3 separate regions of the Homo sapiens genome follow, and all the other regions are linked to region 1. The links are chromatin loops, found by intact Hi-C in ENCODE. Cell type or tissue: heart right ventricle. All regions are shown on one strand.

Region 1 (8,000 bases):
CAAGTCCCCAGTGAGATTTGCAGACCCACCTGCTCCTCTTCCAACACTCTTTGAACTACTTAGTCATGGCAACAACAACTTGCCCCAGATTTCTGGAGAAGGGACAAGTCTTTCAACTTTTGATGAAAAACAAGCCAAAGCTCACTAAGCTGCCAAATCGCTTAGCCAATCGGACCACCAAGAAAAGTCAAAGTGCAGATGCCCAGTCTCGAACTTCTAGAACACACCAAGGCCACCCCTCCTGGGAGGATATGGGAGTATAGGCTAGAAAGGATTCTGGGAGGTTTATCAATCCATTTCACTGCTTCCAGAACAACACACAAATCATTTTGGTGAGCAAAATCTTTAAAGAGCCCTCAAATATTCATAGCCTTTTCTATTTCCCTATCTGAGGTCTCACAGCCGTGAATGTTTCCCTCATGCTGCAATCTAAGCCCACTTCAGTGAGGATGGAAGTGGCTGGTCACCATCTTCTGTGTATCATCTTTTACAGACCACTCTTGAAACCTCCACAAAACCTCCTCTTCTTCGGGACATCTCATTTTGGCTCAGTTCTGCACTGCCTTACTATAGGTCCTCAGAGTCACGTCTGGTGGACTCTAATTGAGAACCTTGCCAGTAAGGCTGCTACCCTGCAGTGAGGGCTGGGCAGAGAGGCCCCTTCCTTCCGTTACGGTGCCTCAGCTCACCTGCACTGCCTTCTCCTTCCCCCTTCTCCAGGAGGAGGTGTCACACTGTCACCAGGAATGGTCTCTGTGCTCTGGCCTGTTGTCCTTGGAGAAGCTGGGTCAGGTGTATGACTAATGAGCTTCCCACCCACCTGTGCCCCTTCCACCTGCCAGCTACACCTTCTGTGGTCGACACCTGCTGCAGCCCCTTCCAGGCCTTCAGCAAACCTGCTACTGCTGCTGGTCTTGAGTTCCACTTCCTGTGTAGCGCCCCCACCAGGATCTTCCCCAGGCACTTGCCTATCCCTTTCTTGCCTGGAACACACTTTCGCCAGCCTTTCCCAGTTCTGCCACAGTCTACCAAATTGTTTGCTGAAAAATTCACAGAGCTTCGGCCTGCAAATCGTATATAGGCCTCTTCTCTCTTGTCTCCTTTTTATCATTTTCCACCCTAGCCCCTTCTCTTCCCAAGCTCAGGAAATGTCAGCTGTAATCAGTAGGGCATTCCCACACTACAGGAAACATACATCTAACCCAAGACCTAAGGACCCCAAAACAAAAAGGCCAAAGGCAAAGGCTAAAGGGGCAGAAGGTATTACATGCTTTTCAGGCCCTCTGTTTGGTTTCTACTAGCTGTAACACCACATTTTCCTTATTTTATTTTACTTTACTTCAATGTCAGGGCTTAGATCCCTGTGTCTATTCCAAAGCACATTTTAGGAAAAAAAATGGTGGAGGGGTAGTTATGTTTTGTTTGAGATCTCAGCCATCTACAATTTTCCAAGTAGTGGCCTGCTAAAAACTGCTTCATTTCCCACCTTGGCTTCCTGCACAAGCCTGGTTTGCCGAGGATACCGTGTGCAAATGCTTCCACATGATGGGTTTTGGCCAGGAAGGCACCCACAGCTGGGGCAGCTGGGAGGCACCGTAGCTCTAGAGACCCAGGAGAGGTAAAGATGCTGGGGAGCTGATGGTGATAGGAAGCCTTAGGGAGAACTCCATGAAAAACCCTGAGAGCATGGTACAGACCTCTGATGTGTGAGTGCCTCATGAGGAGCAAGGCTGAGCCAAGGACTGGGGGATAATGCATGGCCAGGAGTGAGGAAGGTAGAGGGGGTGGGAGAGAAGGAGAATAGGAATGATTCCTAAAGAAAAAAAAATGTAAACAGCAGAGACAGAGCCCAACACACAGCCAGGTCATCACAAAGGACAGGCCCCCACTGGCAGAACCAGCGGGCCTTTACCTGCACTGCATTCCAGTGCAGGGACCAGCACCACATGGTTAACAAATGTTAATTGTTGAATGGACACAGGAAGAGGTTCCTACCAGGCTGGTCTCCGTTCTACAAATCACTGTCACCACTTACTCTTCCAACACCTTTTGGGCTCCAAGTCTGTCCATCAGCATCCGGAACTGGGCTTCCTCATCTTCGCCCATGTCGCCCAGATCCTCATCCCCTCTGGACAGATACACCTTCTCTTCATGGCGCTGGGCCACCTGTTCACCTGCATCTTCCTGACTTGGGTTATTCTGGCTGAAGAAGAAGTGACCTGGGGGGTGCAGGGCACAAGGATCCGAATTAGACCATACCCATCCAGGAAGAGCTCAGCTTTCTCACCTGCCAGGAATCATTGAAGGTTCATCTGAGAGAAGGAAAGGGAAGGGAAAGCCCCTCCAGCAAAGATCCATGGACATGGGTCCGTGGACACGTTCCAGATTCTGTGACTTTTCCACTTCCACAAACACCCCATCAGTGATGCTAGAATCTGGGAATGGCAGAATGTAAGACGGATACGGTGTCTCCTTTGTGGTTCTCAGTCCCTTAACATCTGGCTTAGAACGCATCTCCGTTGATTTCTTCTTTAAGCAACAAGGCCTTTCCCTGCACTGCATTCCAGCACCCTGACTGCAGAGGCTCCTATTGTCATCCTAGTCATCCTCCCGCTAGCATCACTAGACTTCACATCTACAAGCTCCTTAACAGTTTCCAGTGTACTTCCTCCATACTCATACTGTCCAGTGTTACAGCAGTCTGTCTTATCCTCCCAAGTCAATTAGAAGCTCCTGAAGGTCAGGAAAGGCATCAGATACTTACAAGAAAATTATATGGCCCCACACATAAGGCAGATATATGGCTTTTGATGTATCTGATAGGATAGTGTGTCTGGTTTCTTTATATTGTTCATAGATCTCGATTCTTCTTCCTCCTGGTTACCTTGAGAATGTCTAGTCTGTTCAAACCTTCTAGAAATTCCTCTGATAGCTGTTATCCCTCAACCTGGAAAATTCAGCCAGACTTGGGTTGGAATGAGCCATCCAGTTGTCCCACCTTTTGGCCATTTTTCTATGAAGGCAGAAAAGGAGAGGCTGCAAATCTCATCACAGCTCCCCCTTTTATGCTATGGCTTCTGCAGAGCTTCCGTCCATCTCCCTTGCCAGTCCCAGTGGGAGGGAGCTTGGTAATGGCAGTGCAGTGGGCACTGAGCAAGCGGCAATGTAAGCAGTTGAGACGGGCATGTGAGGAGGCCCAAGCAATCTAGAGCCTGGAGACCTTGAGCTCCAGGTCCCTGAAAGGAGGGCAGGAAAGCTTTACTACCTGCCCCCCAGGTCTACAAGGGACAGGAATGCACCTTATACAGTGTTAGGTAGACCCATAACCCTGAGGTCCCCAGCACCCATCAGAACTTACTAAATCCAGTAGTGAACTCCTGTGGGGTCAGATAGCCATTGCCATCAGCATCCAGGGCATCAAACACATCCTCCAGTTCCTCCAGGCTGAGCGGTAGCTCCTTATGCAGCCTCTGAAAACAACCCAGAGTGTACTGGTTAACACTGACACTCACTGGTGGGGGAGGTGACCTGGGACTGCAGAGCCTTCTGCCAGAAAGTGTCTAGAGTTCGGCCCAGTCCTACAAAAGCCAGTAGAAAGCTTCTGCATCCAGACTGCTTCACCATCCCTCTCCTCCTTTGCATGTTAGCACAACTACCATTGATTGGGTGCCTACGAATGTACTAGGCCATTTGCTAGGTGATTTATAAATAAACAAATATGTAAATATGCATTTATTTATCTATCTGCATTTAATTCCCATGACAACACTCTGAGCTAGGCACTATTATCTCTGTTTTACAGATGAAGTTTGAGGTGAAATTACCTGCTCCAAAGTCACATGGCTAGTAATGACATAGCCAGGAGTCAAATCCAGCTCTGATTCCAAAGCCAGCACTCTCAACATCTGTAAAGGACTCAAACTGTACAGGACCAAATACTTTCAGGATAATACTCACACAGCATGGTGCTGTAAAGTTGAATGCAATCATGAATGTAAAGCATATAACAGTGCCTGCATACAGAAAGCATTCAATATAAAGTAGTAGGGAGGCAGAGAGAGAGAGAGACTCATGGCCCACTGAGGCCCCTCAAGGAAGTACGTGGCAGAGCCAGGCTTCAAACCCTGTCTTCCCTGCTCTCCCTAAGCCCCCTTTCCTCTCCCGTACCACGATGCGGGTGCGGGTCACTTACTTGAGGCCTCTCCTGCTGGAGGCCCCTGGTGTCCCATTGCCTCAGCACTGCATTTGTAAGTGTCTGTGGACACACATTTTGGTGCTTGAGCTCTGAGGGGATATGGGATAATCCCCCTTCCTACCTCTGAGTGACCCACACCCAGGCCCCGAGTCCAGGTTCCACTCCAGCTCCCTGCTGACTGGTAAGGAATTCCTAATAAGATCTCAACTGCCATTGGCTTAAGGTATCAAGGCCCCAAGAGTATTTGTGTGTTAAAGGGGGACTGGACAAGATAGTGTGAGGAGGTTATCGCTGGATTTGAGTCTAGAGCAGACTCAGACCTCATAAGGAGGGAAGGGCAGAGAACAATTAATAGGCCCAAGAGCAAAGCAGCTGAGCTGTTGCTGCTCCCTTCTGGCCTTCTGCCCGATGTGCAATGGCCCCAAGCCAAGGCTAACTTGCATAGATGAAGCAAGTGTACCCTCATACCCAAATAATCTAGGTCTCCAAATGAGAACTCCCCAGAGAGTTATATCTCAGCCGATCCTCTCCCTTCCTCCCAGTTACCTAAGCGGTAACCGTGCGAAATTGCCAGTGTGGAAGTGACTGACAGCTGAAAACAATGAATGCGGGGCTTTGTAAGAAGAAAGGTATATACCAACCTCAACAATAAAAAAGAGCTGGCAGGTGTGAAAGCCCATAACATAATTGGCAAGAATACTTGGCTTGATCCTATGGCAGTTCTAGCTGATAAGCCATAAAGCTTAATTTGGCAGGTACATGCATTAAGGGAGACTATGATGCATTATAAAGTGGGAAGACAGGCTGATGTGGAAGCCATTTAGAAGAATTGAATTAAATATGAATGGGCTTTTCAGAAAAGGAAGGAGAGTGAGAGAGAGTGTGCAAAGATTCTGGAAGTATATCTGCTTAGCATTCAGCAGAATCTCTGACTTATCAACAATCCATAAACCAGCTGTCTCAAAAGCTACAGTAGGAGAACACGGGTGAGGAGAGAGTCAATTTTGCAAGCAGGGATTTTATTAGCATCATTGGAAATAAGAAGCATCACACCTGAGGTAGGGTAAAAGCGCAAGCTCCTGTCACGCTCACATTCCAGTCCTTCCTTTGGATTATCCTTCCTCCTTCCCCACCCTCAGACTAGGATTGCTGGATCTGATTCAAAATGTGGTCTCTCGCACTGGGCTGGAGCAAGAAATGAGCTGCAAGAAAATTCCAGAGATCAACGGGACCCTCAACATGCCTTTCACTCAAACACCCCACACACTTTTCTCATGTTAGCATGAACCAGGAGAGGCTAGTTCACAGCTCACCTTAGGCACCATTCCTGAATCCAGCAGCACTTCGAACCCCAAATCCCCCTGTTGTCTAATCCCAGTTCTTGTCTACATCTCAAGTCAGTTTCCTCCTCCCATTGTCAGCAAAGATGGGGAAAGCAATATTATAGGTTCCAAGTAATTCTTACTACTCAAGTGCTGGCAAGTCAGCGCTGAGTGCTTCTTCAGCCTTCTCTGCAACTGATTCTATACCTGATTCTTCACTACACCTGATTCTTTCACCTTGTTTTGTTGGCCCTCCTTGAAAAATCTTTTAGTCTTAATAACCATAATTATCTCTTATTTATCGCTCTGCTCAGGGCCTACAGAGCCACAGAAAACCAGCTTATTCTGGTATGGTCCCCTGGTACTGTTTACATTATTTTTATTATTTTTATTATTACTTTTTTTTTTTTTGAGACAGAGTCTCGCTCTGTCACCCAGCAGAGTAATGTGATCTCAGCTCACTGCAACCTCCGCCTCCCGGGTTCAAGTGATTCTCCTGCCACAGCCTCCTGGGTAGCTGGGACTACAAACGCCCACCACCACACCCAGTTAATTTTTGTATTTTTAGTAGAGACAGGGTTTCACCATCTTGGCCAGGCTGGTCTTGAACTCCTGACCTTGTGATCCACCTGCCTTGGCCTCGCCTCCCAAAGTGCTGGGATTACAGGCTTGAGCCACTGGACCTGGCCTACATTTTTAACTAAGTGAGATAAGCAGGGTGGAGGGGAGCAAGATTATTTATTCCACTGTGCAATAGGCCTGTGAGGCTCTGAGATTAGCCTAAAGTCACAGTGCAGACCACAGCTGGGAAAAGAACTGATTTTCCATCCAGGGCTTGAGCAACTGTCTAATAGTTCTCCAGGGCATTCATTCTGTTATTCCCTCACCTTCATTACCTCCCACACCTACCCACCTACCAGCACCACCAAAATCAGAACACAAAGTCTCTCTTGCCAGCACCAAGACCCAGCCTTCCAGAGATCCTGTGGCACGCACAGCTTTTCACACACCTGGAAGGGTGGGCCAGGGAAAAAGAGAGGCATGAGGAGGAACTCAGCTTCCTATTCGTACTGCCCATGGCCCTGGGAGCTCTTGAGAACTCCTTGGCTCCTTTAAACACCAGCCTCACTCTTTCTTCACTCTCAGCTCCTGCGTCACTTCCTCCGTAAGGCCTTTGCACCTCCCCAGGTTAGGTCAGGTTATACAAGCTCCCCAAACTACCTTTCTCTCATTCATAAATCTTTCCCAATTAGCATTTTATATACTGATAGATGTGACTCATTGATGAACGTCTGCTCCCTCAGTGCTCTGAGAACAGGGACCTCATTCGTTAGGCACTGTTGTGTCCCCAGGATCTAGCCCAATGCTGACAAACATGGACTATTTAGATAAGTGTTGAAGGAAGGCATAGATAAGCGCTTGACTAAGAGCAATGGCAGGAGACCCTGAGCTCCTATGTACAGAGTGCTGGTCTAGACCTCACACACTCCAGAACCTGACCAGCCCAACTGCTAATTCTCAGCAAGACTCATAGTGACTGGCAACCTTCCAGAACCTAGAACATGAGGCATCTACAGCAGCAGTACTGAGAGTTCATGCCCCAGAGCCACGGGAAAGTGATGTCTTTTGTTGCACTCCAGCCAGGCTCCTTTACCTTCCTAGTCACCAGCCCAGTAACATACCCCATGTAGCTTAAAGTGTATGGTTGCACAGCTTCAAACATGCTTCCATGACATTTTTATTGAGGAAAAAATCAGAGGATATCCATTTTTTATGTCCAGAATTACACTGTCCCTCCTTTTGGGGCAATCACAGCATTCTTTTCAGACCCCCATTCCAGCACCAACCACCCTCTTCCCTGTGGTACAGTTCAGCTATACCAAATCTCTCTAGGACGAGAGTGGGAGGTGGGAGGGCAGGATCAACCTTTATCCTGCTTTGCACCTTGATGTGCTTGGCTTGGGCTGATTACGTGGTATAGGCCACAGTTTCTCAACCTTGGCACTACCGACATTTTGGAATGGACAATTTTTGGTTAAGGGGGTAGTGGAGGGGAAGGCAGGGGAGGGACCATCCTGTGTATTACAGGATATGTAGCAGCATCCCTAGCCTTTGCCTGCTAAACGCCAGCAGCACTTCCCTCACCAGTCGTTTCAATAAAAAATGCCTCCATACATTGTGTAAGGAATATGGCTGTGCTTTGGTCAAAGATAGACCGAGGTAGAATGTTTACATCCTGCGTGAGTCAGCAAGTTTAGAGTGCAGGCGTATAATTCCACTTGTTATCACAGCCATGTAGCCATAACATGAGAAGGCCATCACTTGGCTGTACACCACTATTGTCTGTAAAAGATATAATTGTCCTGTTGACACTGTGCAGGCATGCTTGCGCTTGTGCCCAGAGAAAGAGAGAGAGTCAGAGCTGCCTGTCATTGCAGACAGACTGCGGGGAGCCAGGACACATGCCCAAAGAAAGAATTAAG
Region 2 (8,000 bases), 370 kb before region 1:
GCCGAGCCCGTGGAGAGGGCTGGGTGTGGTGCTGTGTGGGTACAGGTGAGAGGGGCACGTCCCAGGGGTCCCGTCAGCTCCAGGACACCTGTGCAGATGCTGCATGCATAGGCTGAATGGACAGAGGATTCCAAGCTCCTGGGTTCCTGGGAGGAGGTCTAGAAGTGGGGAAAGGGAGCCGCAGGTTCCACAAAGGGACATCTCTCAGCCCCACAGACTTTCCGCTCCATGGGGAGAGGTGTGGAGGAAGGAGGGCTGAGTGCGGCCCAGGCAAAGGCCCCGCTTGCCTGGGTCTGTGGGTGGTATTGAGTGGTATCCCCAGGAAGCTGAGGCAGGAGGCTGACGAGGGTTTGTGGATGGTTCCTCTGCTGGGGGAGCCCCTGAAAAGTAGGGCCTGAATGCCAAGGGAGGCTGGCAGAGATGCCCATGAACTGGCCTTGGGTCTAGTCTCCACCATCTGCTGACTCCAGTCGGGTGGCTGCTAGTGCCTTGGTGTAAATTAGAAAAATGTGCTCCAATGAGAAAAAATGTGGCTCAGAAAGAGTCGAGTGGCCCGCATTTCAGCCTTCTCTGGTCCCCTTGCATAGGACGCAACGTTTAGGGCCATCCACGGTGGCCCTGACTGTGGGCTGTGCCTCCCTGTCCTCATCAGCAGATGGGGAAGATGTCTACTGCCGGTTCTGCCCACCCCAAGTGGATGGGGGCACCCAACAGGGAAGTGGTGGGAGGGACAGGCTTCAGTGGTCTGCCCTGCCTCCTGACTTCCCTGAAGTTGAGGTCCCATAGCATGAGGTGTGTGGTCCTTGTCAGCCAGTGGCAGGTGCGGTTGGTGCAGCCCAGCACTCACCCTCCTGGGAGCCGCCTGGCCCATCAGACAGAGTGTGGCTGCTTCCACCCGCACCCAGGGGCTCTCCCAGACCCCCGCACTGCTGGGCCCCACAGCTCCTCTCTGACATGGGTGCCTTTCCCGCTGGCTCCAAATTGCCCTCCCCTCCCACTGTGGTGCACAGGCCGACTCCCTGCTGCCGCCCAGAACCTAGAGGGAGTGAGGTGCTGCAGCGTCTGTAACTGAACGGGAGACCCAGGCCGCTGGCAGCAGGGAGGGCTGCATCCTGGCATCTCACCACCTTCCTTCTATTACCACCATGGGCTGGGAGTCAGGCCCAGAAGATAGTCCTGAAGAGGTGGCAGCGTCACGCTGCTCCCCTGGGAGTCCCTGCCCTGGTTGCTATTCAAGACAGGGTGGGGAACAGGGAGGATGGGAAGGGAGAGACACAACCTCACCGCTTAAGTTTAATGGCAGGCTGTTAGCACCCGCCAGTGCTGCAAAGTCCGGTCAGAGGCATCACACAGGCTACCGACCTGCTGGAGGGGTGAGGAGGAGGGGGGGGCGAGTGCTGGGCAGGGGTGAGGGGTGTGGGGACAGCCTCCCGAGTAAGGGGCTCCAGCATGTAAGGACACCTGGGAGGGGAGCGAGGGGCTGGCCTGGGACTTCAAGGGACTGAGGCTGGGTGGCCCCAGCTGCTGGCTCCAGGCAGCAGCTTCCGCAGCGGGAGGGCTGCAGGTGTGTGACTCACCTGGGTGGGGGAGGCCCTGAGTCACGGCTCCTGGTGTGACAGCCCCAGGAAGCAGGCCAAGAGCCCTGCTCATCTGGATCCCGCACTGAGGCTGGCTAGAACTCCCGGGCAGTGGGCCGGGCTGTTGGGCCTTTAGCTGTGTGACAGCACAGATGCCAACAAATCCACCTTTGCCCCGCTACCCTGCATTTACCCAGCGTTTCCCGGCTCCCTCCGTGCATCGGAATCATCTCAGGGCTCCCGCGGCACATGTTGGCTGTCTGCAAAGCGGAGAAACATCCCTCGTGTTGCTTTATGAAGCTCCTTTCATGCAGGCCAGGCATCTAGCCTTCAGGCCTTTGCTCTCTCCGTCCCCAACTGCCTGGAAAGCCGGTGCCTCCTTGTCCTTCAATACCCAGCTCAGCTCAGTCATGGCTCCACTAAGCCATGCCAGGTAGCAGCGATGGCTACTCCCTGCCCTCCAATGCCTGCAGCGTGTCATCTGCTGTCTCCTGACACCAGCACTTTCTGCTTTGCCCCTTCTCTCCTCAGCTAGGCGGGGCTCCGCCTCCGTGTCCCTCCGCATGCCTGCTGCATGATTCCTGGGTGTAGGTCTCCACTGGATGAACGGCACAACTTCCCCCACTGCCCTGTATCAGTTGCTTTTGTTTCAGGTGTTACCACTGTCCCCCCAGAATGACTGTGAGCTTCTGGGCATGGGGACCAGCACACTCCTCCACGGTGCCTGGTGCATGCTCAGTGTAGAGGCATGCTTGGTGAACATCCCCTGATTAAGGTGTGGGCGTGCGCTGTCTTACAAAGCACACCTGGGAGGCAGCAGGAACCCGTGGGAGCGTGCCAGCCCCACACTGAGGGCAGTAGTTTCATCTTTTTCTGGTACTTCCGAGAGTACCATAGAACAATTACCTTAGTTAAATTTATACCAGTGCTTCTCAACCTGGCTGGATTTGGCCCTCAGGGGACATTTGGCAATGTCTGGAGACTTTTGCTGTTGTCATTAGCTGGGGAAGGAGTATTACCAGTGGGTAGAGACCAGGGATGCTGCTGAGCGCCCTACAGCGCATGGGGCAGTCCCCTGCGGCAAAGAATCATCAGGCCCCAAATGTCGGTAGCGCCGAGGTTGAGAAACCCTGGGCCACACATTGACAGCTGACGCTGGGACTTGATTTGTTTATGTGCCCCTATACACTACGGGAGGCACAAATGGAAGATCCGAGGAGCCAGGAACGGAACACGGACAGAAGCATGCACGGCCTTGTGCGCTGTGCCTGCCTGGGAGGGCAGCTCTGTGGCAGGAGGCTGCTCACCTGGACACAGGAAGGATCAGGGAAGCCCGTACTGCTCCAGCTCACATCCTCACGGGACCTGGAGGCTGGAGAGGGAATTCCAGGAGTCCAGGTACATCCTGTCTGGTCCCAAGATCTCTGAAGGGTTCCCTGGGGACAGTCTGTTTCCTGAAGCAGCTGTGGAGTCCTCCAGCTTCCTTCGTGAGCTAGGGAGGGGGGTGCTGCCGTGATTCTGTAAGAGCTTGACTCCAGGAAGCACGAAGAAGGCTCCAGAGACAGCTTTTGCCTTGATTAAGTTTGATTTGATGTGTTTTTGAATTATTAAACAAAAGTCAGTAAGAAATTCTCAGGTGCCCTGTAATCTGGAGGAGTTCTATTTCCACACGGTTAGTATCACTGGACCCCATGCTGTCCTGCTTCTCCCAGCTCACCAGACCAAGGAGGGTCCATGCTGCACCAGCAGAGCCCCGCATTCTCTTCAGCGTCCCCACCCCCCCCCCCAGAATTGCTGGCCAGTGGCTTAGGAGGCAACACCCCAACTCAGGGTGTGCTGGTCTTGCTTCTCAAGCCTAGTAGGAGAAGAGCAGAGGGGCACGCAGTGTTTTCAGGGCGGGAGCAGCAGAAAGCATCCCTTTTCTTTCTCCAAAAGAAAAAAAAAGCACCCTTCCTTGGCAGAGTCAGCACCTTGCTCATGTGAGCAGCCCAGGAGCACCAAGCAGAGCCCGGCACACGGTGGTGCTCCATGACAGTGACAGCCAACATGTATGAGTGCTCCCAGGTGCCGGCCCCCTTGCAAACACTTTGCGTGTCTCTCCCATCCACCCTCAGAGATGAGTACTAGCATTACTCATCACATTGCCACGTGGGCACGAGCATCAGCCTCGTTTTCTAGATGAGCACACGTGCGTGGAGAAGCTAAGTAGCTTGCCTGAGGTCACACAGCAAATACGTGGCTGGGTGAGGCATGGAACCCAGGAATTCTGGCTGCAGAGCCTGTGCTCGGACCTGCTACGTGCTACTTTCCCCACTGAACAACGGATGCGCGGATGGATGGATGAGCACTGGGCTCATTTAGCGGGGATTCAGCACGTTAGGGCTGGTGTGGTTCAGGTGGACACAGGGGTGTTAGGTGCTCCCCCAAGGGACAGGGTGTCAGGAGGGGTGAGGGGTGAGAGGGTGAAGATGGAGAAAAAAAAGGGAAGCCCAGGGAAGCTTTCCCCAGGCACACGAGCATCCCTCACTGCCCTGCGCTCAGCCTCTTGCCAACTGTCCAGGGCACCAGCCTTCTGTGGTCCCCTTGCATAGGACACAACCTTTAGGGCCATCCATGGTGGCCCTGTGGGCTGAGCTTCTGTATCCTCGCCAGCAGATGGGGTAAGTCAGTGATGCTCCAGGCAGTACCCCCTTGGGCAGGCTGCCCTGCTCCTTGCCAGCAGTGGTGGAGCATCTCCTGCCTGCTCCTCCACCCCCGTGGCTTGTCCTGGGTTCAGGGCCACGGGCTGTAATGTGGGTCTCTGCCCCCTCCACCCTTCCCATTACTCAGCCCAGCCTACTCTGATCTCAGAAGCTAGTCACTGTCTCTACAGCCTGTGAAGCATTCCCTGTGTGTACACAGATCCTCACACAGCAAAGCTTCCAGCCTCCCTGCCTTTGCTCTCTGGCTGTTCCTCCTGCCTGGAATTCCCTGCCCTGGCCCCATCTGTGTTCCGTTTATTGGCTGCTCAGCCACCAATATTCAGCTCAGGCATGGCCTCCATAAAGCCTTGGGCCAGAAGCTTCTGACCCGTGAGCTCACTGCTGGCATCGTTGTTTCCGAGCCTCCTTCTGGCTCCAGGCCTCTCTGCTTGTCTTGCTCCCTGGGCTGTGTACACTTGGATCCCTGCTTGCCCTCCTGGCTCTCACCTGTGCCTTGTTGTGCCTTCGTGGACCCTGTGCACCAGGGTGTGAACTGAACCTACCCAATGAACTCCAGTCTGACCCCCAGCTCCACTCTGGTTTTTGTGACCGGTCTGCCCCCTGCAGACTCAGGGCTGCACCATCCTTCTAGAAGCAACCATCTAATGGCCTGGTCTGATGGAAACGGGTAATGAGAATCCCAAAGAAAGCTCCTCTAGCATCTGCCTTCCATAAGAACGACTCAATTTCAGGCTCAAAACATAGAGGGAACCAGTGTTTTAGGCACAGAATGGGACCCAAACGTTAATTCCCACCCCTTCCTCATACCATAGTGGGGTTTTTTCCATTAACTCTTTAACAGGGCAGCTTAAACTAGAAGCAGAGTTGGATACTTTCTAAAACTATAGATCCAAAGTGAAGCTGGAACAGCATAGCATTTTCTGAATCAAACCAATACTTTCTTTAATGAGACGCTTTGCAGGAAATATGCAGAAATATTTCTCATTGTGACATTGAGACGAGTAACTAGAAATGGAATCTTTGGAGGGACTTATACCACATGGGGGCAAACTGAGCCCCAGATAAGAGTTTCTGGGGCAGATGCACTGGTGCATAAGAGACAGGGCAACTGAGCTTCAGCTGGTGCCATCCTTGAGGTAAGTTTGAAGAACTTTGTAAAACTGGAATTTCAGAATTTCTCCATTGGACTGATTCTGCCACAAAGAGGGAGCTTCGTGGAAGCATTCATTTTCCTCTTTTGTCTCTCCAACCATCCTGTATGATTAGAGAGACACAGGGTTTGCAAAATTTCCTGCAAGTGATAGCCTGATGGTGGAGGCTCGGTGTCCAGGCAGGTCACGACAAGGTGGAGGGACTAGCCTATTCCCAGAACAGCCTCGCATCAGCACAACACAAGGATCAAGACGTCGCCAAGTTAAGCTGGAGGGAGAAGAGCCCAGCCTGAGGCTCCCAGCCGGCTGTGTTTGAGAGGATCACAGAAGCAGGTGGAGGGAGGGCCAGGGAGCCCAGAACGACCGGCCAAACAGGAAAAGACGAAGCCAGCTGTTTAAACGGCAATGACCTCAGGGCGAATTATTTTCTGGCAATTAACCATGGACTGGAGGCAGCTCAGAGGTGCAGCTGCCTGGCCTGTTTGTGCAAACCAGAGGATGTGAATTTGGAAGCCTCAAGCCATTCCTGTAACAAGATGTCATTGTCGGAAGGCTGAAGGTGACCTCTACCCCTCCTGGCCCCAGCCCAGGGCTCACACCCTGGGCTATCCAGCCGCAGCTATGGTGGAGGTTGGGACTCAGCCATTCCACTGGGAGCAGCTCTACAGTGAGGACAAGAGGATGAGCTCTGGCCAGTTTCTGATACTAACATACATTCCTGACCCGGGGGGCTGGGAGCAGAGAAGAGGACCAGGGCTGGGGTAAGGAGAGCTGTAGATGCGATGGAGTGAGGGTTAAGTTGGAAGAGGCAGGGAGGGAGCAAACTGGATGCTGGGGAAGCAGGAGGTATTCTACAAGCACATCAAGGAAATGCAGCTGAGCAGTTGCACTTGCTCACACCTGTAAGCCCAGCAACTTGGAGCTGAGGCAGGAGAACTGCTTGAGTCCAGGAGTTTGAGACCAGCCTGGACAATATAGCAAGACCTGTTTCTCAAAAAATAAAATAGGAAAAAAAGAGAAAATGTGGCTGAGGCCATCCAAAGCGCCAGCCCAAATGTTGGGGTCTAAGAGGAACGTGTGTGTGTGTGTGTGTGTGTGTGTGTGTGTGTGGTGGGGGGTGGGCCTGGAAGGAGAACAGAATTCCAGAACTACACGCCCAAGACAGGCGTCCACTGAGCTTCAAGCTGGGACTATTAAGAACTTAGTTGGAATGGGCTGAGTCAGGGCAGCACCCAGAGAGGGCAGCAGGGCCTGGCCAGCAGGCTGGGGGGATGGGGGCCAGGTGCCCCATGGGGAGACACAGAGCAGGGGACTCAGAGGATGCTCAGTGGATTCAGGTATAGGGAGGTGACCAATTGCCACTTCTTCCCAGCCCCCCCTGGAAAGCACTAGACATTCCCGTGGCTGTCTTCTTACAGGCTTTGGACAGAGATGGTGCAGCCTGCAGATACCTGTGCACACAGGTGGACAGAAGGGACTGTGCAGGTGGTGAAGGTGGGATAAGAGCAGTGGCAAGGGCCCCAGGGCAGGACTAGTGGTGTGTCCCTCGCAGTGATAATTCATCCTAGGACAAAAGTGGCTATGGGGGGTAGGGAAGGCTACCAAGAACAAGAGTGAGGAGATACCAAGAACAGGGCAGCCTAAAGGTTAGGAAAAGTCCTGAGGCCCAGAGAGGTCAGAGCCTCTGACCAAATCCAAACACAAATTCAAACCACCTGCACGGTCCTTTACCTTTTAATGCAGGCACCTGGTGTTCCTCGCTAGACTCCAAGCCTAGAACTGGGCCACAGTCCCGTTCTTCCTCTCCCCTTCTCACCCTGTGTTTTGCCCAGCAGAGCAGGAAAGCTGAGAATGTGCTGGAAATGCTTGTTGAGGCCGACGTGTCAGGCAGCCCATCAGTGCAGGATGGAGCCTCGGTTGCAGAGAACTGCAGGGAGGTGGTGTGGAAGCTCATTGGCTGTAAGAACTGCTCCGCTGCGACAGTGCTGCTGGAGGTGGTGGTGAACAGGTACACCCACTGCAGCCTGGAGAGGTGGATGTTGACGCAAAGTCTATGAGTCTCTTGTGCAGCCAGCTCAAGGCTGGCTCTTCAGGATGTTTGTGTCCTGCTTCCCAAAGAGCCTTCAGGCTTCAGAGGTCATCTTCTCCATTCCCCTGGCTCTACCACACAAGCCACCCTGGATGAGGAGAGGTTCATGCCAGAGAGGGGTCGGGATTCTCCAAGCCCTGGCTGCAGGAGAATTTTTGGAGCATGGGGGCTGTCATCTGACCAAAGATGAAAATACCACCTAACAGACGAGGCAAGGCCCACCGTGGGGCTGGGTGGCTGGTGGAGCAACAGAAAGGAACATGTGGGTGAGAAATGAGGGGAGGATGCAGTCCAGTTCCCGGGTCCAGGGACCCAGGTTCCCCCGAACTTCCCACCAGTCCCAGCTTCTTTAGAGGATGTGGCCCAGCCAAGGCTGTGGGGGTCTGGGGGCAGTGGGCCCAAGAATAACTCTTACTTATGTAGGTCTCTTCTCAAAGGAGCTTGGCCATGGTGACGGTGATGAGAATGTTCACCAGAGCCA
Region 3 (8,000 bases), 91 kb after region 1:
AATACAATCCTTTACTATTCTTATTCTTAATTGATGTAATGGATAATAACTTGTTCAAAGAAATAATAATAACAATGTATTAGGTGATTATAACATATAGATAAATGAGTGACAGCAATGCAATAAGGAACAAGAGGGAGAAATTAAGAATATATAATTATAGATAAATATTTGAAAGTGGACTTAGATTAGTTGTAAACACACATTATACACACTAGGGCAACCACTCAATATTTTTTACAATGTAATTGATATGCAGAAAGGAAAGAAAATGGAATCGTACAAAATGCTCAATAAAACTCAGAGAAGGTGGGGAAAGGGGAAAATTTGAAAAGGAAACAAAGAATAAGTACAAAAAAAAAGAAGATAGTTAGAAGTGTGATAGACAGTAATCCAACTATATCAAAAATCACTTTAAATGTGTGTTCTAGGCCGGGAAGCCTAGGAAGCCAGGCTTAAGAATAAGAAACAAGGCCAAGTGTGGTGGATCACACCTATAATCCCAGCACTTTGGGAGGCCGAGGCGGGTGGATCACCCAAGGTCGGGAGTTCGAGACCAGCCTCACCAACATGGAGAAACCTCGTCTCTACTAAAAATACAAAATTAGCCGGGTGTAATGGCACATGCCTGTAATCCCAGCACTTTGGGAGGCCGAGGTGGGCGGATCACCCAAGGTCGGGAGTTCAAGACCGGCCTGACCAACATGGAGAACCCTCGTCTCCACTAAAAACACAAAATTAGCTGGGCGTAGTGGCGCACACCTGTAATCCCAGCACTTTGGGAGGCCGAGGTGGGCAGATCACCCAAGGTCGGGAGTTCGAGACCAGCCTGACCAACATGGAGAAACCTCGTCTCTACTAAAAATACAAAATTAGCCAAGCGTAGTGGTGCACGCCTGTAATCCCAGCTACTCGGGAGGCTGAGGCAGGAGAATCACTTGAGCCTGGGAGGCGGAGGTTGCGATGAGCCAAGGTCGCACCATTGCACTCCAGCCTGGGCAACAAGAGCAAAACTCCGTCTCAGAAAAAAAAAAAAAAAGTGTGGTCTAAGTAAACAAAAGACAGAGATTGTCACAATGGATTTAAAAAACAAGACTGAACTAAATGCTGTTTATAAGAAACTCACTTTAAATAAAAAGACACAGATAGAATAAATTAAAGGGGTGGAGGAAAAGATGCCATGATGACATTACTCAAAATAAATCTATAATAACCATATTAATTTCAGACAAAGCAGACTTCAGAACAAGAAAAATTGACAGGGATAAAGAGGGGCATTACATAGTGGTAAAGGGACCAGTTCTCAAAGAGGACTACCATACTTGACACGTATGCGTCTAACAAGAGAGAGTCAAAATGTGTGAGGCAAAAACTGATGGAACTGCAAGGAGAAACAGACAAATCCACTAACATAGCTGGAGATTTCAACATCCTCTTTCAGTGACTGACTGATAGATTCAGCAGGCAGAAAATCAATAAGCATAGAGTTGAACCGGATAGCAGCACTAAACAACTGGATCTAATAGAGATTTATAGAATGTTTCATCCAACAAAAGTAAAGTACACATTCCTATCAAGCTCACATGAACATTCAACAAGATAGACCACATTCCAGGCCATTAAGCAAACCTTAACAAATTTAGAAGAATAGAAATCATTCAAAGTATGTTCTCACCACAATGGAGTTAAATGAGGAATCAATAACATAAGACAGCTAGAAAATCTCAAAATATGTTTCTAAAAAATACATGGGCCAAAGAAGTTCAATAGAAATTTAAAAATAGTGTGAACTAAGTGAAAATTAAATAAAACATAAAAATTTGTGGGAGGCAGTGAAACTAGTGCTTAGAGAGAAATTTATAGCATTGAATGAATGTATTAGAAAAGGAGAAGATCTAAAACCAACAACCTAAGTTTCCACTATAGGAAACTAGAAAAAGAAAAAGAATAGCAAACTAAGTCCAAACTGAGATCTTTATAAATGAAGATGAAATGTTTCTGGACTGGAAGATGCAACATTGTTAAGATATCACTTCTCCTTAAATTGATCCATAGAATCAACATAGTAGAATCCCATCAGGATTTCTGGTAGAAATTGACAAGTTGATCCTAAAATTTATACGAAAATGCAAAAGACCTAGAATAGCCAAGACAATTTTATAAAAGGCGAAAAAAGTTGGATGATTTGCAATGCCCAAAACTTATTCTGTAATAAAGGCAATGTGGTATTGGCATAAAGACAAGCATACAGATTTTTTAAATGGAATTTAGAATCCAGAAACAAAAGCTTACATTTATGGTCCATTGATTTTTAATGAAGGACAAGACAATTCGATTTGGAAAGGATAGTCTGTTCCACAGTAGGGGCTTGGGTAGGGATATCTATATGAAATAAAATGAACTTAGACCCTTCTCTTACATTCTCCTTAAACTCAAAGGGGTCACAGTCTTAAGTAGAAGAGCTACAACTATAAAACTTTTAAATGAAAATATAGGAGAAAAATATTTTTGAGAAATCTTCTGCAAATCTTTATGACTCCAGAAGGATCCATAAAAGAAACAATTGGTAAATTGCACCTTATTAAATTTAAAAACCTTTGTGCTTCAAAAAATAACCCTAATAAAATTAAAAGACCAGCACAAACTGGGATGAAATATTTGCAAAACATATATCTAATAAAGGTCTAGTATCCAGAATATAAAAGGTAGCTTTACAATTCAGTAATTATAGTAATTTTAATTACAACTGATTAAAAAATGATAGAAGACTTGAATAAATATTTCACCAAAGAAGACATATTAATAGCAAATAAACACATGAAAAGGCACCCAGCATCATTAGTCATAAGGAAATGCAAACTAAAATCATAATGTGGGTTGGGCGCGGTGGCTCACGCCTGTAATCCCAGCACTTTGGGAGGTCAAGGCAGGTGGATCATGAGGTCAGGAGATCGAGACCATCCTGGCTAACATGGTGAAACCCCGTCTCTACTAAAAATACAAAAAATTAGCCGGGTGTGGTGGCAGGTGCCTGTAGTCCCAGCTACTCGGGAGGCTAAGGCAGGAGAATGGCATGAGCCCGGGAGGCGGAGCTTGCAGTGAGCTGAGATCGCACCACTGCACTCCAGCCTGGGGGACAGAACGAGACTCTATCTCAAAAAAAAAAACATAATGTGATACTCTTATATGCTCAGTAGAGTGCTATATTCAAAGACAGGTAATACTAAGTATTAGTGAGGGTGTGGAGAAACTGGAATGCTTGCATGTTCCTGGAAGAAATGAAAATGGTACAGCTACTTTGGAAAATTCTTTGGTTCTTTCTTAAGTTAAACAAAAACTTACCCAAGACTCAGTGGCTTCACTCTGAGGAATCTATCCAAGAGAAATGAAAACATCTCCATACAATGACTCATAATTGAATGTGCATAGCAGCATTATTTGTACTAGCCAAAACCTGGAAAAAATCCAAATGTCTACCAGTTGGTGAGTGGATAAACCCAATATGGTATACTCATTCAATGGAATACTACTCAGCAATACGAAGGAGTAAAATACTGGTACATATTACAACATGAATGAACCTAATAAAAAGTATGCCTAAAAAAGACAGATGTAGGCCAGGCGCAGTGGCTCACGCCTGTAATCTCAGCACTTTGGGAGGCTGAGGCAGGCGGATCACGAGGTCATGAGATCAAGACCATCCTGGCTAACACGGTGAACCCAGTCTCTACTAAAAAAAAATACCAAAAAATTAGCCAGGCGTGGTGGCGGGCGCCTGCAGTCCCAGCTACTCTGGAGGCTGAGGCAGGAGAATGGTGTAAATCCAGGAGGTGGGGCTTGCAGTGAGCCGAGATCGTGCCACTGCACTGCAGCCTGGGCGACAGAGCGAAACTCTGTCTCAAAAAAAAAAAAGGAAGAGAGATGCAAAGAGTATATATTAGATGATTTCGTTTATAGTAAGTGTCCAGAAGAGGCAAATTATAGAGACAGAAAGCAGATTAATGATTATCCTGGGGAGGTGGGGTAGAAGTTGGTTTGGGCTGCAAATGAGCTTAATAAAATGTTTAGGATTATGACAATGTAATAAAACTGGATTGTGATGATGGTCATACAACTCTATACCTTTATTAAAAATCATTAAGTTGTATACTTGCAATGGGTATAAGGTATATAAATGACACCTCAAAAAGGCTGTGAAAACAAAAAAAAACACACAAAAACAAGACAAAACAAAGCAACCTGACTCTCAATACTGACTCAGCAATGGAGGTGTGAACTCTGGACATGCAATGACCAGCTCCTCAACTGTGTAGGTGACATCTTGTTGTGACATAAATTTTCTCTCCTTCCTTCTGACCTACACTGATTGCATGTAGCCCCAGTCAAAGCCAACCCTGCTCGGGCCATGCCCTGTCTAGCTATCCAATGTCCCTGTGCACTCTCAGAGTTTGCTGCCAGGATCTCTGGGACAGTGTGCCAGGTTTCCAGCCACCTGCTCAGTACTTTTCAGCATCACTAAAATGGAGTTATTTTTGATACCAGTAATGGCAGAAATCCAACTAAAATGAATTTTTATCTACAATCTTGGCCTTTACCAAAAAAGAACTGAAACACTGCACACACATATTGCTATCCCCATTTTCCCAGCATATAGTACCTGAGGAGAGAATTCTGGATGACACTTTCTGCCCTACCAAGAATACCTACCAAAATTCTAAAACATATTTGCTGTCTGTCCCCTAGGCATGAGTGTGTGTGTTTTGAGAAAGCTAGGTGGAGGATGAGGGGTGAAGATGTAGTAATTTGGTGTTTGAGCTATTGAGTTTAATTGAGTGATACATCTGTGCAGAAACGGAATGTTGACGTCATCACTTCCTCTGCCAACTTTGTTTGCTGTTTTTGTTTTTTTAAACGAAATAGATTTCTTTGGGGCTGCAGCTGGCTGCCTCCAAAGAGGGATCAAACCAGCTCACTTCCTGCTCATGCTCTTCTCTTTTACTCGGGACCCAGTCACCAGCTGAGTTTTTCAGGATTCTAAAATTCCTTAACTACTCATTTCATGTTTCCTTAACTACTCATTATGTGATTCTCATTCATTTCCCAACAGATGTTTGTTGAGCTCCTATTAAGTGCAAAAGGCTGTCTTAGAGGCTGTGGGGGATACAGAGATTAAAAAGAATGACCCTGTCCTCAGAGAGTTTACAGTCTAACTAAAGCAGGAGGTAGGGAAGGTGAGTATACAATAACTAAGCTATAAGGTAAGGTGATAACAGACAGACAAACTGAGATATCAGAGTTTCGAGGAAGGAGAGAGGCCTTTTAGCTAGAACGATCAGGAAAGCCTTTCTGGAGAAGGCGTGATTTGAATCAGATCTTAGGGATGGATATAATTTTGATTGACAGATTGCAGGAATGTGAGAAATATAGATGGAAGGAAATAACATGTGCCTGGAGAAAGAAGTTTTTAGAAATGGAAACGCACAAGGTGAATTTGAGAGAAAAATAATATTATTTTGCTAAAATACAGAAATTGGATTGAGAAGCAGAAGCAGATAAGTCTATAAATACATGCTGGAGTAAATTATGTAGACACTGAATGCCAGTTATAACTTGGACTTATCTCCAGACAGCCAGTGTTAACCTTTCCTTGACTCAAAAGGCATTTAAATAATAGGGACACAGACTCAGGCTCTATCTTGGCAAGATCCATAAGTTACACATGGAGAACCTTCCAGTGTGATCACAAGAATATAAATGGTTGTACTGCATGACCTTTGGGCCCCATTCTGTCCTGAGACTAAAGTTTAGGGGCTGTGAACAGAAAATGAACTCTCTCTTTTGGTGTCCTGGGTGGCCAGAGCTATGTATGGGTTATGGGGGAAAGATCTGTCCACCTGCAGAGGTGCCAAGGGCGTGCCTTGCTTAGAAGGCAGTTTCTTTGGAAGCTTAGAGAATGAGGACAGCTTTTTGTACAATGCATGGTCCCTTCAGATGGGTGGTTCTGCTTAGTGTTTTAAATACTGGGTGGGCTGGTTCTGCTGTTAGCACAACGATAGACAAACAGGGGGTGTGCACCTGTGCTGCATTAGGATCTGTCTCATCACTGCTTACTCCGCTGTATAGACAAAGATTCTTAAGTAATACCCCATGAAGGAACAATGAAGCCCCCGGCAGACTGTCGGAAGACCTTGAGAAGGCTGACAAATATGCAAAATCTTTATCAGCTTTTCCTTCCCTAGACTACTTGGGCTGGCTGGTGCAATGAATACAAACACCCACTTGGGCCAAAAGTCCTTCAATGGAAGCAGAAAAGAAAAGAAGAGAGAGGTGTGTATTTCAGAAAGAAGAACACAGAGATGGGGATAAATATAATCAGTCAGACTTAAGACTGTCATTAAAAAAAAACAGACATATTTTGCTAAATGCAGTCATTTCTCCATAAATCCAAAGGCAGCAGTTGGAACAGCTCTGCAATGGAAAAGGATGAGGTTTGGTGCTGCCTGTGATAGTCAGAAATGTCAAATGAACTGGGCCGGGCACGGTGGCTCACGCCCGTAATCCCAGCACTTTGGGAGGCCGTGGCAGGCGGATCTCGAGGTCAGAGATCGAGACCATCCTGGCTAACACAGTGAAACCCCATCTCTACTAAAAATACACACAAAAAAAAAACTTAGCTGGGCATGGTGGCGGGCACCTGCAGTCCCAGCTACTTGGGAGGCTGAGGCAGGAGAATGGCATGAACCCGGGAGGCAGAGCTTGCAGTGAGCCGAGGTCGTGCCACTGCACCAGCCTGGGTGACAGAGTGAGATTCCGTCTCAAAAAAAAAAAAAAAAAGTCAACTGAACTAATGTGTGGAGAAAAGAGCAGCACAAACATACCACCAGCGTTCTGAAGACTTCTTCCATTGCAATCAGGAGCTGAGGTTCAAATTCAGTGCTGCTCAATGGATTTGATGAAATATCCCTTGAGTTCTTTTCCTAGTTCAGCCACTTGGCAAGCTATATTTAACTTGGGACTTTTCTTCTCCTCAGCTGAACTAAATGACCTCTTGATATGGTTTGGCTCTGTGTTCCCACCCAAATCTCATCTCGAATCCTAATCCCCATGTGTCGAGGGAGGGACCTGGCAGGAGGTGATTGGATCATGGGGGCAGTTTCCCCTATGCTATTCTCGTGATAGTGAGGGAGTTCTCACTATCATGATGGTTTTTAAGTGTGATGGTTTAAGCTGATGGTTTTAAGTGTGGCACCTCCTTGCTCTTTTGCTCTCTCTCTCTCTCTCTCTCTCCTGCTGACTTGTGAAGAAGGTGCCTGCTTCCTCTTCACGTTCCACCATGATTGTAAGTTTCCTAAGGCCCCCCAGCCAAGCAGAACTGTGAGTCAATTAAACGTCTTTTCCTTATAAATTACCCAGTCTCAGGTATTCTTTATAGCAGTGTGGGAACTGACTAATATACCTCTGAAGCCCATCCACCTCTAATACTCTCCATTTCTTTGATTCAGTGAATTTCACTAACTGGGCTCAAAGTATGTTTAGGATGTGAAAAGTCAAGTGGTTCAGGAGACTTTAAATGTTTCAAACAACTTTATATTGGAAATATGGGGAAAATGCAAAATCTTGATCAGACCATTAAACCGTGATATTGACTTTACGGCATTTTATTTGATTGTATCAGATCAAACACTTTTCTAAAGGTAAGAGAGGAAACAGAGAATTGGAAATAGAATTAGAGAAAGCAACTAGACTCAGAAATAATGTCTTAAAATATGCCTAAATTTCAAAAACGTAGATGTCAAATGAAAATATCTACAATCTAATTCTACTTGCAAAGTGTTCTTAGAACCCTAGCCAGCTCTACAGATCAAGTTATTGTCATGCTTAACTCTCCCTAGCCTCACTGCTCTTGCACTCCCCCTTGCTTTATCCTGCTCCTCTCCCTGAATGTCGCATCACATCAGTGGCATGCTTATGCATCTAGCCAAGAAATACCTTTTACTGCT

The links. Peaks named below come from ENCODE experiments on the same cell type or tissue, not always from the same donor. Only the 100,000 strongest peaks of a DNase experiment are listed, where the experiment ranks them.
Region 2: a loop joins it to region 1, with 2.5 times the contacts of the local background. A loop is called at or near these places in 13 of 110 quality-filtered maps.
Region 3: it touches region 1 in a loop (2.4-fold over the local background); 12 of 110 quality-filtered maps call a loop at or near these places.

The regions. Positions count from the first base shown.
Region 1 is chr12:3,676,880-3,684,879 of GRCh38, forward strand. CRACR2A (calcium release activated channel regulator 2A) reads right to left here. Exons shown (of 20, transcript NM_001144958.2): 5 at 3,359-3,470; 6 at 2,036-2,219. Among named protein-coding and RNA genes, the nearest start is that of CRACR2A, 72 kb to the right of the region's middle. In heart right ventricle, a CTCF peak has its summit at 4,591 (motif pointing left); DNase peaks (open chromatin) are centred at 4,616 and 7,952; H3K27ac peaks cover 1,871 bases.
Region 2 is chr12:3,309,564-3,317,563 of GRCh38, forward strand. LINC02827 (long intergenic non-protein coding RNA 2827) reads left to right here. Exons shown (of 5, transcript NR_187483.1): 3 at 7,266-7,438. All of the region lies in intron 1 of LOC100128253 (a long non-coding RNA gene), which reads right to left. Among named protein-coding and RNA genes, the nearest start is that of LINC02827, 13 kb to the left of the region's middle. RefSeq lists an enhancer at 3,028-4,227 and a silencer at 4,256-4,305. In heart right ventricle, a CTCF peak has its summit at 4,241; DNase peaks (open chromatin) are centred at 4,591 and 5,908; H3K27ac peaks cover 2,287 bases.
Region 3 is chr12:3,767,668-3,775,667 of GRCh38, forward strand. No RefSeq gene overlaps it. Among named protein-coding and RNA genes, the nearest start is that of CRACR2A, 19 kb to the left of the region's middle. In heart right ventricle, no CTCF peak of the experiment used is centred here; a DNase peak (open chromatin) is centred at 4,440; H3K27ac peaks cover 492 bases.